Linked DNA regions of Homo sapiens: region 1 is linked to region 2. A link is a loop called in an ENCODE intact Hi-C map of the cell type or tissue named here. Cell type or tissue: endothelial cell of umbilical vein. All regions are shown on one strand.

Region 1 (8,000 bases), 150 kb after region 2:
GCCTGTATACCTTATATTTTCTTGCCTTATTCTGCTGGAGCTAGGACCTCCAGAAAAATGTTGAAAAGAAGTGAAAGCTGACATTCTTGTTTTTTCTTAATCCTAAACAACCTTCCACTGCTATGTTAGCTATGGATGTTTCATGTATGCACTTTATCATTTAGAGGAAGTTTCCTTCTATTTCTAGAAGGAATATTTATTTATTTAGATATATATGTAAATATTAGAAGAAATATATATAACATATATAAATAAATATTAGAAGGAATATTTATTTATTTTTGAGATGAGCTCTTGCCTGTCACCCAGGCTGGAGTGCAGTGGTGCAATGTCCACTCACTCCAATCTCTGCCTCCTGGGCTTTCCAGCTTTTGCCATTAAGTTCAACAACTTATATGAAAGGAACAAATTCTGTGAAATCAAAAATTATGAGAACCAATGAGATTAAATGTTTATACTATTATCTTATTATGCTTTTACTGTCTGTAAAACTTGTAGTGGTATCCCCTCTTCCATTCCTGATATTGGTAATTGATGTATTTTCTCTCTTGTTTTTTCCTTGATCAGTCTATCTAGACTTTATCAACTTTATTGATCTTTTCAGAAATCCAGCATTTAGTTTTATTTGCCTTTTTTCTGAGACAGAGTTTCACTCTGCCACCCAGGCTGGAGTGCAGTGGTGCGATCTTGGCCCACTGCAACCTCCGCCTCCCAGATCAAGCAATTCTCCTGCCTCGGCCTCCTGAGTAGCTGGGATTACAGGCATGTACCACCATGCCAAGCTTTTTTTTGTATTTTTAGTAGAGATGGGGTTTCACTATGTTGGTCAGGCTGGTCTTGAACTCCTGACCTCATGATCCACTTGCCTCAGCCTCCCAAAGTGCTGAGATTACAGGCATTTCATTGACTTTTACATTGTTCACCTGTTTTTTATTTCATTGCCATTATTTCTATTTCTGGTCCAAGTCATTGTTTTGTGTATATCCAAGTTGTCCTCTGACATCATTTTCTTTCAGTCTAAAAAAGTTCGTTTTTGTAATTTCATGTAATGAATGTCTCATGGCCAAAAATTCACTAGGCTTTTGTTCATCAGAAATTTGTCTTTGATTCTGTTTTTTAACTTTTCATTTTTAAAATAATTTCAGACTTACAAAAAATTTCAAAAATAGTGTAAATAAAATTCTATACACCATTCAGAATCCCTAAACAATACAACTTTACCATATTTGTTTTACAATTCAATCCTTCTCTTCATATATATGGAGTATATGTGTATGTGTGCATGTGCACAAATATATGCATATGTTGTTATAGAAATATAAATACATTTGTGTATATACACATATATGTATTTGTGTGTGTACCCACACACAGACACACACAGAAATCTTAACCTAAAATCAAATACCATCACTTTAAAGAATATTGTCACTAGATGTAGAATTCTAGGTTGATAATTTTATTTCAGCAATTCAAAGATGTCATTGTATTGTCTTCTAGAATTCACTGTTTCTAATGAGAAGTCAGTGGTCATTTTTATCTTTGTCATATCTTTGTCATTATCTTTGTTTGTATGTCGTATTTGCTTCTACTCTGCTACCTTCAAGATTTCCTTTTTATTGTTGGTTATGGAAATACATTATAATGGGCCTTAGTATAGTTTTCTTTATGTTTATCCTGCTTGAGTTGTGTTGGGTTTCTCAGATTTGAGAGTTTATAATTTTTATGAAATTTGCAAAAATGTGGCATTTATTCTTTTAACTTTTTTTTGTTCTGCTCTTCTGATCCTCCAGTTATATACATAATAAATTGCCAAACATTTTCCTACAGGTTCCTGAAGATCTGTTTATTTTTGTTTCAATCTTTTGCTGCTCATGTTTTATTCTGGATTTTTTTTCCCTTTGCCACATCTATCTATTCTTTATTTCTCAGTGGATTTTTCTTTACAGATAATATATGTTTTGTTTATCTATTTTTCCATTTCTGTCTTTATTAATCTTCTAGGTTCTCTTGACTATATTAATAGTTTCCTCTAAATCCTTTAAGATATTTATATTAGTTATTTTAAAATTAATATCTTCCAATTCCACTCTCTCTGTCATTTCTGGTTTTTTTCTACCAGTTGATTGTTCTCTTTGTTCTGAATCATATTTTCTGCTTTCTCACATGTCTAGTAATATTTTTATGAAATCCTAGGCATTGCAATATTATGATTTATGATTTTTCTTTAAAGAGTATTGAGTATTGTTTTTGGTAATTAAGTCACTTGTGAATCATCTCATTTTTCCTCCATTTTTCATGTTATGTTAGGATATAACCTGAGTACCCTTTTTCTAGATCACTCCAGCTCTACTAAAAAAAGTTACCTTTTTGAAGCTTCCATTGAATACCCCAGGAGTTCGAGTATCGCCATTCCTATTAGTCAAAACTCATATGTCTTCTAGCTCTCAGAATTCTAGAATGAATATCTCCTTATTAGTCATTCTTTCCATTGTGATTATTTTCTGCTTAGCCTCCTTATAGAGCCTTACCCTATAAATGTACAAAGACTCATAGGCACGCTGGTGCAGATTTATGGAGCTTTTTCTCTGCGTAGCTCTGTCCTTTTTTACTCTGCCCCCAAATTCTAGTAGTCTCAGCCTCTCCAAACTCAGAAACGATTTCCCTAATTCAGAGATAGTACCATTCTCTGCTTGGGATTTCTTTTCCTTATTGTGGTCTGGAAAATGTCTCCAGGTAGAAAGCCAAGGTTATTTTAGGGATCATATCATTTGCTTCCCTTACCTCAGAATCACACACCTGTACTGTCTGTTGTCCAGTCTCTGAAAACAATTGTTTGTTTTATATATTTTGTTTGGTTTCCTACTTGTTTACTATGGGAGAGCAAGTCTAGTCAGATTCATTCTGTCATGGACAGGAGTGGGAGTCCGTAGTTTACTTTTTGAAAAAGAACTAAATTGTCTTTGGGAAAAATCTCAATCTCTCACTCTCTCTCACTCTCTCTCTCTCTCTCTCCCCCGAGCCCTTGCTCCATCTTTAATGAGCAAATGTGTTCTGTTATGTGAAAATCAAAATCCTAGTTTATTGTGGGTTGGAGGGGTTTGTGATAAGAAACTAATGTGTTCAATGTGTTAATATAAAAACTTGTTACCACAGGAATAGAATGGTTGCTGTATAGTGAAGAAGTACCATCAAAAATCAGTTGAGATAATGATTGAGGGGTGTACTATTGATTTTACTCTTCCTGGGCCCTAGAGAAAGTTGATTGGTCTCAGAAAGCCATTGTGCAACAATATGGCAACAATAGCCTTTCAGAGGAAAAGTAAATCATAAATATTTTTGGCATGGACAAATCCTATAGACTCCAGAAGCTGTGATGTCCAGTATCTAGTTGAAATACAGCAGAAGGGCTTTCTTCGAGGAGTTAGATAATGAAATTTTCTAAACATTTATTTCACAAATTTTAAGCTCCTGGTGCCATAAAGATCTATTTTTTAATCTGTTGACTGTAGTGAGCAGAGTAAGATATCTGTTGATATTTGTATAAGGCTGCCCTATTCCCTGAGTTTTCATTTACACTCAGCAGATTATATTTATTCTAATACAATGCAACTTGACCCAAGGACAAGTCAAGCCTCCAGGTAATTTGCAATAGGTTTATTCGCCTGATTTGATTTTCTCTAATTTTCATGGTACTTATTCTGCTTAATTTGAATTATTGGTATAAACTTTCTTAAAGTACATGCATAAAAAGAAATAATTTTTTCCTTTAATTAAAACATGGATCAAAGGACCTTGAAAAGCTGGAATATTTCTGAAAGAATAAAAGTCCTGAAGAGTGTACCGTTTACGTAGGGATGTCAGGAAGGACACATAGCACATCATTATTTCTTCCGCTTGTACTCAGAGTGATTTTTCAAAAGAGAAAAAATCTTGAATACACTCATAGAAACTTTGAGTCATCAGACATTTTTTACTGTGACTGCCTACTTAATCCAGGAAGAAAGTGAACATTCATGAGTCAGAGCCCTTAGCTTTGACGAGTTCACTTAAAAATGACAATGGAATATTGTAGAAGAGGAATTTGCACCAAATAATCTGGAAAATATTTGCAATAAATGAGCACTGGGTCAGTCCTATTCACCCTCCCTGTGGATGTGCAAGAAACAGGGTTGTCTCAGGAAATGTGATGAAATGAGCCCACTATTGCAGGAAACTGCAAAGCCTCTCAAAGTCCCTGAAGAGAGGGCTTGACATGATCAATGGTAGGACAATTTAGACTCAATATAATAGTGGTTCCTCAGTGAGATGATGCGCTTCTACATAAAGGAAATGGGTAGATTATTTATGAAAGTTGTTTGTATTTAACCTTTGATTGTAAAGAAAGGTAGAATTAGTTACAGAATTTACATATTAATTTAATGCTACAAATATTTATTTATAATAAAAAAAGTCCTACCATCATCGAATTATAGTCTAAAAGAAGAAACAGACATTAATTAAATATTCACACAAAATAACTGAGCGACGTGCTCTTAGGAAAAAGAAGACGATACTACAAAAATGACTACAAAAAGGAATCGTATCTAGACTTGAGGTTGGGTGGGCTTCTGTGAGGAAGTGGCTAAAGTATTAGTGAGAGATACTAAGTGAATATGTGTGCATAGGCCTCTTTCCATAAAACTGAGAGATGGTTCAAATAGAAAACAATAAGATGGTAAACATAAACTCCAACAGATTAATAATTATACTAAACATAACTAGGCTAAGTAATAAAAAGATAGACTATATAGTATAATTATATACTCCTTGTGTGTGTATGTATATATATATATATACTATATATAATCTATATGGTATAATTATATACTCCTATATAGTGTAAGTATATGCTTGCAATCGACACACCTTTAATATAAGGACACAAGGAGGTTAAAAATAACGGTAGACTTAAAGATAGCATTATTAGAAATAAATAGGAAATTTTAAAGTGATAAAAGGCCAATCATCTAGTAAGGTCAAACAAGTTTAAATTTCTGTATTCCTAATAAACTTGAAAAAGGGGAAAAGTAATCGAATTAATAGGAGAAATAGACAAATCCAAATTCATAGAGAAAAATTTTACATTTCTCCTAATAACAGAACAAGAAAAAATATTTAGTAGAGATTTAGGAAATCCAAACATCTTTAACACATATAACCTAATTGTATAAATATAACTCTACACCCAATAATAACAGAATATACATTTTTTTCCCTTTTTGAGATGGAGTCTCGCTCTGTCGCCCAGGCTGGAGGGCAATGGTGTGATCTCAGCTCACTGCAACTTCTGCCTCCAGGGTTCAGCAATTCTTCTGTCTCAGCCTCCTGAGTAGCTGGGAATACTGCCACAATGCCTGGCTGATTTTTGTATTTTTAGTAGAGAAGAGGTTTCACCATGCTGGCTAGGCTGGTCTTGAACTCCTGACCTCAAATGATCCTCCCGCCTTGGCCTCCCAAAATGCTGGGATTACAGGCGTGAGTCACTGCACCTGCCCAACAGAATATTCGTTTATTTCAAAAGCACAGAAAATATTTACTACAATTGACCATATACTGAAACATGAGGCAAGATTTCAATAAATTGCTAGAAAACGAGAGGCTGATTTTTATGCAAAGCAGAATTCCATATAATTCTTCACTGATGGAATTTACTATCTAGAGTATAAATGAAGATTGTAAAAGAGATTTTCTATGTGTGAGTAATAATCTGAGAACTCTTTACAACATGAAATACCCAGCATATAAACGAGCTTACCGTTTTTGGGTTTGTGAGCCACTGTTGTCCTGAAAAATGTAAGTTAGTCATATATGCCTTCTGACTATGTGAATAGTGAGATACAAAAGCTGAGTGATCCGAAAACTAAACAGGCCCAATTAACTCATTGATCACATTAAGTTAGTGCTTGTCATTTAGAATCTAAACAATATCCTGATTTGGAAAAGTTGTTTCAGGGAGCTGTATTTAATGGATTGGGGTCTCCTAGCTATTGATGTGGCATTTGCTGTGACTCTATCTTGTATTCTTTGCTAATTACTTGTAAAGCTTGGTGCTGGGTGAGACGCAAGTTTTGAGTAAGTCTGATAATTTGGGCATTTGTGAGAAAGCAAAAATTAAACTGAATTCAACACAATAAGAAGTCAATACAGCTTTAAATAACGCTTGGATAAAATCAGAAATTTTAATAGAATTTATATATGTTAAATTCAGTGATAAAAATATGACATATTAAAACGTGGAATACTGTTTAGAGAAACAGTAATAACATTAAATCATACATTAGACAAGAGGGGAGGAAGTCAAAGTTCAATGCTCTAAATGTGCATCTCAAGAAGAGAAAAAAATCAGCAAATAAAGCCTTGTAAAAGTAGACAAGAGGCAAATAAAGCCTTTAAAAAGTAGATAAGTGTAGAAGTTAAAAAATTAGAAATCAGGCTGGGCGGCGTGGTGGCTCACACCTGTAATCCCAGCACGTTTGGAGGCCAAGGTGGGTGGATCACGAGGTCAGGAGTTTGAGACCAGCCTGGCCAACATAGTGAAACCCCCTCTCTATTAAAAATACAAAAAATTAGCTGGACATGGTGGCAGGAGCCTGTAATCTCAGCTACTTGGGAGGTTGAGGCAGGAGAATCGCTTGAACCCAGAGGCGGAGGTTGCAGTGAGCCAAGATCGCACCATTGCACTCCAGCCTGGGTGACAGTGTGAGACTCCATCTCAAAATAAATAAATAAGAAATCAAAGACATAATAGAGAAAAACAACAAAGCCAAAACTTGGCATTATGGATTGAATTGTGCCATGCAAAATTATATGTTTAAATCTGAAATTCTGACATCTCAGAATGTGTTTATTTGAAAACAGGGTTGTTGCAGCTGCAGTTAGTTATCTTAGTCCAGTTGTGCTGTTATAACAGAATACCACAGACTGGGTAATTTACAAAGAAGAGGAATTTGTTTCATACAGTTCTGGAGGCTAGGTAAGTGCCGGCAGGTTCGGTGGTCTGGTAAGGACTGCTCTGCTGTGCTCACATGGTAGAAGAATGGAAAAGCAGGCTAGTCAGCTAGCCTAAAGCTGTGTGAAACCTCTCTTTTGAGGACCTTAATCCCACGGATGAGGAAAGAGATCTTACGACTTACCCATGTCTTAAAGGCCTCACTTCCTAATACTACAGGTTGAATATCCATTATCCAAAATGCTTAGGACCAAAAGTGTTTTCGATGTCAGATTTTTTTCAGATTTTGGAATACTTGCATATTCATGATGAGATACCTTGGGAATGGTACCCGAGTCTAAACATGAAATTCATTTTTGCTTCATATACACCTTGTACACATAACCAGAAGGTAATTTTATACAATATATTTAATAATTTTGTGCACGGAACAAAATTTGACTGAATTTTTGACTGTGAACCATTGCATGGGTTCAGATGTGGAACTTTTTACCTGGAAGTTTTAGAATTTGGAGCATTTTTTTATTATTATTATACTTTAAGTTCTGGGATACATGTGCAGAATGTGCAGGTTTGTTACATAGGTATACATGTGCCATTGTGGTTCGCTGCACCCATCGACCCGTCATCTACATTAGATATTTCTCCCGATGCTATCCCTCCCCCACCCACCCCCTGACAGGCCCTGATGTGTGATGTTCCCCTCCCTGTGTCCACGTGTTCTCATTGTTCAACTCCCACTTATGAGAGAGAACATGTGGTGTTTGGATTTCTGTTCCTATGTTAGTTTGCTGAGAATGATGGCTTCCAGCCTCATCCATGTCCCGGCAAAGGACATGAACTCATTCTTTTTATGGCTGCACAGTATTCTATGGTGTATATGTGCCACATTTTCTTTATTCAGACTATCATTTATGGGCATTTGGGTTGTTTCAAAGTCTTTGCTATTGTAAATAGTGCTGCAATAAACATACATGTGCATGCATCTTTATAGTAGCATGATTTATAA
Region 2 (8,000 bases):
CCTAAAAAACAGTTCTTTGGTTTTTACTATCTTATTTTACAAATATAGTTGATTCTCTTGAGAATTTGTTGAAAACTATGGACTTTCTCCCTGTGAAAATGCACATATTTACAAAATGACACTAGGTTAAGGCCTTTATTCTAGTATGATTATAGTATTAAACAACTTTCACACCCCTCAGTTCATAGGAAAATTATTTTTAATAAAGTTTTTTTATAAAATAAAACTTATTATTTTGCTGTAAACTTTATATGCAGAATTGTAGATGTGCTGCAGAGATAACAGTTTAAAACAGCAAAATAAGGAAACAGTGAGGAGGGGAGTTAAATAAGGGGCAGCCTTTCCCTATCATGACTGACTATTTTTTTTTTTTTTGAGATGGAGTCTCACTATTGTCACCCAGGCTGGAGTGTAGTGGCGCAATCTCGGCTCCCTGCAACCTCTGCTTCCCAGGTTCAAGCAATTCTCCTGCCTCAGCCTCCCAAGTAGCTGGGATTACAGGCGCCCGTCACCACACCCAGCTAATTTTTATATTTGTTTCAGTAGAGACGGGGTTTCACCATGTTGACCAGGCTGGTCTTGAACTCCTGACCTCAGGTGATCCACCTGCCTCGGCCTCCCAAAGTGCTGGGATTACAGGCGTGAGTCACCGTGCCCGACTGACTATTTCAACCTTTGCGGATGGTTGGGTCAGTGAGAGTGGCAAGAGAATTTCCAAAACCATGGGGTTGACTTCAGAATCAGGTGGATAAAGTCTGGACTCTAAGGCTCAGGCATCTCTGGTGCTCTGTCAAGAGTATTTGCCATGGTGGTAAAGAAATAGATGGTCCACGAAGTTTGGGAGCTGGGGATCAGAAACAAAGCGTGTGAGAATGGAGGTCAAAGAGTTAGCACCATTGAGAGAGAAGAAGGAAAATTCTTTATGAATCAGGAATTGTTAGCCCATGAACTATAAAGAGACTTATTTACCAAACCATGTGAAAGATTGATCTAAGGGTAGGTCAGTTTGAGAAGAAAAACTAAGACTTTCTTCCTTGGTCTGACTGAGCCTAAAGGAATTTTCCCCACTTAAAAATATCAGCCCTGACAGAAATTGTAGACTTTACAGGGCAATATTGAATTTGAATTTTACTGAGTTGATAGAGAATGCTTTGGAATTACATTATCTTAAATACTTAGAGTCAATGTCTAAATTCCTTGAGTCTCTTTTGTAAATTACTTTAATGCTTTACTTATTTTATTGAGTCTCCTAGATCAATTCATTGTACATTATTCTGCCACATTCTGGGAACTATATGTAGACATTGAATGCTTTCAAATCCTTTCCTGCCCAAGGCCTTTGTGCTTGTGCTTTTCTCTGTACTCCTCTTTTTCTCTGATATTTATGAGGCCCTCTCCCTCTTCTCCTCAGGTGTTTACCTAAATAATATGTTCTCCGTGAGGTAACCACCCTATTTGAGGTTACAGCCTTCCTCTAAGATTCCCTGTCCCCTTTCTTTGCATTGTAATTTCTCTCATCATTTATCACGATGCAACAAAAACAATGTCTTTTTATTTTTCATGTTTGTTTTCTGTCTCCCCCCAATATAATATAATTCTATGATGGAAGAGTGTATGTCTGTGGTTTGCTGCTGTTTCTCAAGTGTCTGGAACAATGCACATAAACAGGCATTTGATAAATACTTAGTAAACAAATAAAGGAAAGATGGAAATAGGTACTTTCATTTATTCACCCAACAAACATATGCAGTGCCTTCTGAGTATAGATCACCATAGTGGTCACTTGGGATATGATAGTGAATAAAAAGGACCTGGTCTGTGCTCTGAAGGAGCTTACAGTATATCCAGAACACAGGCCCATAAGTACATAAATATAACATGATGTTATAAATGCCATAAAATACTGAGAGACTGCAGAAGAGGGAGCTGTTAACTCTTCCAGGAGTAGTCAGGGAAGACTTTGCTGAGAGGTTGACCTTTGAAATGCATTCTTAAGAATGAGTAGGAATTCACTAGGGAAAGAAGGGTTGGAAAGATAGAGCAGGTTTCATTTAGCATGCATAGATATGTAGTTACAGTGAAAGAGACTGATGCTGGGGCAGTATTTTCAGGCATGTGAATATAAATGGGAAGAACGTGTGACCATCACCCCTTTCTGCACTGTACCTCTGAAGATCACTCTTGGCTAGCAGCATTAACTGCTGGGTACAATATTTCTATCTTTGTGGTCCTCTTCGCCTCAGCCAGTATGATGCTTTTGCTTGAAAAAAGCCACCTCATTCTCTGATTGTTTTATGCCAAGTTGGTGTGTTGCCTGTGATTGTTTCCCAGCGTTCCACAGCTTGAAGTTTGCTTTAGTGTATCCTTATGGTGTTTCTTATGCCTGCCCTGCTTGCAGGCTACATATGTTGTACCATTTTACACTTGGAGACCTTCCAAAATGCGTGAGAGAGAATGAGACCAAAGTGGTTGCCTTTAACCAGAGGGGGTAGACAGGCAAAGAATCCTGGATTCCTAGAATCAAAGAGTTGAAACACCCTTGAGAAGTCAACAAGACAATTTTCTGGATGCTTGGCAGGACTGCAGAAAAGGTTTTCCAGGAATACCACTAATATTTGTTCATATATATTACTAAATGAACTTTTAAATTAATTCTAAGTAACAATTGACTATTAAAAATTAAGCAGCAAATGCACAGATCTTATTTTCTCAGAATAATAAAAGTTTTCATTTTGGGTGATGTATTTATTCATGCAAATGATAGATAGTATGATGTTTAAAAAATGAAATAAATGTAATAGTGGCCTTCCATTTCCTGGCATATGTAACTAAAACTATTAAGAAATTAAAACCTTCACTCTTTTATAAAACATGATGTTTGGAAGGAATTCATCTTTGAGAGGTCTATTATTGAGATAGAATTCTTTTTTCCTCATATTGATACTGATCTTTCAGAATGATGCAAATAGTTGGTACTGGTTAGAAGGTAACCTTTTGTAAAGTGATCACATCTAAGTTTGTAATTGAGGCCTTACGAAACTCAAAACTTTCAAAAAGAATCACTCTCAAGGAGTACAAATCTAGAAATACAATGGTAGACACAAATTATTGGAGACTGTTCAAGACATGGCTTGTTCAAGAAATGTAGTAGGTATTATGACATACCACAAAAATACAGGCATGATTTATTGTTTCAAAGAGATTGGGGAGATTATACATACTATGCTAATGGGGAGATTACACATCTGAGAACAGTGCATGGTATATGCTCAACATTCTGAGCAGCATTGCAATGACAGTATTGTTGAGCATTCTGAGCAAGTGATACCTTGGCAAGTGCTCCAGAGATTTAGTGGTTGGGGAAATTGCTGTGAGATGAAGTGGATAGAGGGAATACTCATAGTAGAAATAGAACCTGAGATGTTTTGCATGGATAAGGAGAAACAGCAAGGACACCACAGACTAGGAACAAAAAAATCACACAAGTAAATGTGTAAAGATGGTCAAGGGTAGAACATACAAGACCAAATTGGAAGAGTCAGCTTGGAAGGTTTGATAGAAACCAGAATATATTTGGTGTCTTAAATGCCAAGATGGTAATCTAACTTTTTGTTTGTTTGTTTGGAAATGGAGAGCTGGAGAGGATTCCCAGCAGAGCAGCAGCATGATGAAATTGTGCTTTAAAGTAGCATGATTCTTGGTCCTTAAGGTACAAACAAGGAACAAGACTAAAGAATTGTTGGAGGTCGGGTGCAGTGGCTAATGCCTGTAATCCCAGCACTTTGGGAGGCAGAGGCGGGTGGATCACTGGAGGTCAGGCTGCTGTCGCCACCCAGCTCTAGTCTATTCTAGGTGGAAAACGAGAAACAAGGGTGGAAACAACACGTATTTCCTGTGTGTGTGTGTATGTACATGTGTGTGGAGGTGGATCACTAGAGACCAGCCTGGCCAACATGGTGAAACCCCGTCTCCACTAAAAATACAAAAAAAAAAAAAAAAAAAAAAAAAAATTAGCCGGTCATGGTGATGCACGCCTGTAATCCCAGCTACTCGGGAGGCTGAGGCAAGAGAATTGCTTGAATCCAGGAGGTGGAGTGAGTGAGCTGAAATCGTGCCACTGCACTCCAGCCTGGGAGACAGAGCAAGTCTCAAAAAAAAAAAAAAAAAAAAGAATTGTTGGAGAATGTGTATAAGTATCACCTAGAATAATTAAAGCAGTGGCTAAGAACAACAGCTCAAGAGTCAGACTATACAGGTATGAATTCTGGTAGCTCTACTTAGTAGTTGTGACCTTAGATAAATCAGTTAACTTCTCAGTGCCTCCTTTTCCTCAGCTATACATTATAGATATTGACAGGGATTCCCTCATGTCTTTGTAAATGAGCCGAGATGCATAGGATTTTTAGAACAGTGCACAGTAAAATTTTAATAAATATTAGCTATTTTTATTATTAAAGAACAGTGCTAACTAGCTATCATGCAGAGATTATCGATCAGATTTCTATACCACCTCTAAAATGGAAGTAATGCCGACTCCTACATTGCAGACATGCTCTCACGATAAAATGAGAAAATTGCTCTAAAAGTCCCTGGCACAGAGCAGGCAGGGGTAATAATTAATTAGTTGATCCATGGCCTCAACCCCAGGCCACAATTTAAATTTAATCTCTTAGTTCAGATGGGTTTGTTTGGTAAGATGGAAGGAGGAATCCCTGTAGTCTCTGGACTCAGAAGACAGACTCAGACTGACACCTTATTTGGGTTTCCTGTAGAATGACGAAGACACAAAGACATGAGGAAAAGTCTTTGTTTGGGGAAACTTGATACTTTTCTGTTATTGCCAAAACAAACTCATTTGGACAAATAAAAATTGATTTGGAAATTTTAAAATAAAAATTGCAAACCAAACAGGATGTAGCCTGGTTAGGGAGGAAATGATTCACTGGATTAACGTAATCAAACAGCTCTATTTGTACAAGACTTAAACAATCACTAAGTTCTATCTTCAACACTTAATGCTGCTGTGGCCACCCAGCTCTAGTCTATTCTAGGTGGAAAATGAGAAACAAGGGTGGAAACAACACGTATTTCCTGTGTGTGTGTGTGTATGTGCATGTGTGTGCATTTGCATGCATGCACACACATATACTTAATGCCTTTGCTGGCTATCAACTTTTCTTACAACTGTGTGCTTCCAAATGATTTTTAAATTTCAATGTGTTTTTGGCAGAGGATAGATTTCCTTTCCATGAATATAAGGTAGTGAGAGCAAAGGCACTAAGTAGAAACAGTCTGAAAGTCAAAGGAATACTGTTAAAGATCCCTCTCCTTTTCCTTTTCCTGTAAAAGATAGGGTAGGAAGTGGCATGTGGCTAGAGGATTTACAGCCACATGATGGAGGACGGGAGAGCTGTCACCTGCTTTGCTACGCAGGGTGCCCAGCTTAACCCATCTTTCTTTGGCAACTGTGCCCCAGTGAGAAAAGCTAGCAGTCCATATGTTGAGTAGGCACCATGCCATTTTGACAGGCGTGAGTGTCGGCAAGAAAGGGACCATGTATGAGCATCAAATGTGTTTGTTGTGGGAAGGATTCTAGGCCAGGAATATTAAAATAACTGTCTGTCCTTAGCTCTAGCACATATGGTTAAGGAGATATGCTATGATGACTCACATTAACGTTGGAAAAAATATATATAGAATACGCAACCATGCTAAGTAAGTTTCTGATGTTGATAAATTGGGCCTGTAATCTTCACAAAGAAAGGTTGTAGAGAAACATACATAGCAATAATAGACTCTCTTTTATGTATTAAATAGAATTTACTAAAGACTAAATTCATACACTATTATAGTTCTCCTGAACTGGTGAACAAATTGGAGGATCCTATTAGATTTTTGCTGAGAGGTCCTCAGGTATTTCCTAACACTATTTGAAAAGTAAATGGGATAAAATGGGTTCATTTAATATTTCAATTCCAAAGAAATTAAATTAATGTTAGCAATGTTAGTTCAACTATTTTTCTGCTACAGGGACCATTTGTTTTAAAATCATTAAAGGATTTTAAATGACACTGTCCTGACATTTGGTGTGATTAAATTAAGGGAATTAGTATAAAGACATTTTGTCTCTCCTTAGCTTTCTAAATGAATAGTACATCTTCCTAAGTAGTAAAAAGGAATTACTGACCTATTTCTGTATTTATATTGACTTGCATATGTGTTTGTTGACTTTCTAAACATTTAGGCATATCACTGCTTCAATTCACAATTGTCCCTTCATAGATTCCAACAAGCTTGCTTAATTCCTTGGAAAGGCAGCATTGTATGGTGCTAAGGATATAGGATTTAGAGCTTAAGACATGTATGTGAGATTTGATAGTAGTCCATAAGGTGTTTAAACTTAAACCTATATGCATACATACACATTTCTCTCTCCAAACCCACACAAGCTTGGCATTTGTCATTTTTAAGTCTAGAAAGGCACATCTAGTTTATCTCTAGCTCTAGTAAGTTGGCCTCCTAGGGAAATGCCCTAGTAACAATCTAAATATGTATCAGGGAGGCGTCTGATTAAGCAATGTGTTGTTTCTCAAGATCATGTTTCTCAAAGATGAAGAAAAACTTTTAACGTAGTTTATAATTTCTTATATATTATGGTTTTTTTATTGCATGCTTCCCCTAACTAGAATGTAATCCACAGAGAAGAATTTATTGCCTGTTACTATTATTATTTATTTTTTGAGACAGGGTCTTGCTCTGTCACCTAAGCAGGAGTGCAGGAGAGCTATCTCGGCTCACTGCAACCTCTGCCTCCCAGGCTCTAGCGATCCTTCCACCTCTGCCTCACGAGTAGTTGGAATTACAGGTGCATGCTACCACTCCAGCTAATTTTTGTATTTTTTCAATAGAGACAGGGTTTTGCCATGTTGCCCAGGCTGGTCTGGAACTACTGAGCTCCAGCAATCTACTCGCCTCGGCGTCCCAAAATGCTGGGATTACAGGCATGAGCCACTGTACCCAGAGCTTGTTGTTATTATTATTCATTATTTTTATTACTGTGTCCCAAGAACATATCTCTAACAATGTCCAGCACATACTGGTATCTCAATAAACATTTTGTTGAGTGGATGAATAAATAAACTAGGCTTTTCTATGGTGATGGTTAAAAAGGCAGACATCTGGGTTAAACTCAGTGGTGGTGCCAAGGGCAGTAGCCAACCCAGTCTCCATCAGCTCCCTTCATTCCCAAATAAAAATCTTACTTTTAATATGGCCAATGTAATCACTTTTATATAAAGTGTGAGTAAAAGTTTAGGAAACTTTTATATTGATATTGATCTGTAACATACACACTAAGTTAAAAAGAGTGTGCTTTCTTTACAAACATAGCCTCATGGCAAACCTCCCAGCTTCGTCTTCCAACCAGATGGCCTCCCCTAAGCCCTACCCTACATAGAATTCTCAAGATGAAGCTGGCCCTCCTCAGATCCAAGTCAGAGTATCTATGGTAGGACCAGGAATCAGCTTTTTCCACAAGCTGTGAGGTGAGTCTAGGTAACACTAAGGTCTTAGTATATACAACCTCAGAGCTTCCTATTCTTACATGGATTCTTTACTACTTGTTCTAATTCAAGGCTCTTACAATACTCACTGACTTTGCAGTGGTAGCTGTAAATCTCAGAGTTTTATGATTGCCTGAAGTTGGATGAAAGTTGATTTCATTATCCCTTTTGTGAGACTGAGTGAATGAAGAAGAAATTACACCACAAGCTTGGACAGGGCAATAACAGTGAAACTGCATGTTACTTTGAATGCAGACTTCTTGTTCTGCAAAAACTACAGAACTATTCCTGGAAAAACAAGGCAATAGCTTTTATTTATTTATTTATTTATTTAATCCTGAGATACATATAGGTAGGGCCAACAGGCATATACAGTGCTTTGATGCATATGAGAGAAATAGCTTTCCCCAAGGGGACAGATTTGAAAAAAGTGCCCCC

The links. Peaks named below come from ENCODE experiments on the same cell type or tissue, not always from the same donor. Only the 100,000 strongest peaks of a DNase experiment are listed, where the experiment ranks them.
Region 1: a loop joins it to region 2, with 6 times the contacts of the local background. A loop is called at or near these places in 5 of 110 quality-filtered maps.

What each region holds. Positions count from the first base shown.
Region 1 is chr2:157,028,279-157,036,278 of GRCh38, reverse strand. All of the region lies in intron 1 of LOC105373710 (a long non-coding RNA gene), which reads left to right. It overlaps LOC105373709 (a long non-coding RNA gene), which reads right to left and starts at 3,007. Exons shown (of 4, transcript XR_001739755.2): 1 at 2,367-3,007. In endothelial cell of umbilical vein, no CTCF peak of the experiment used is centred here; a DNase peak (open chromatin) is centred at 4,048; H3K27ac peaks cover 616 bases.
Region 2 is chr2:157,179,992-157,187,991 of GRCh38, reverse strand. No RefSeq gene overlaps it. Among named protein-coding and RNA genes, the nearest start is that of GALNT5, 74 kb to the left of the region's middle. In endothelial cell of umbilical vein, no CTCF peak of the experiment used is centred here; DNase peaks (open chromatin) are centred at 4,841 and 5,541; H3K27ac peaks cover 2,149 bases.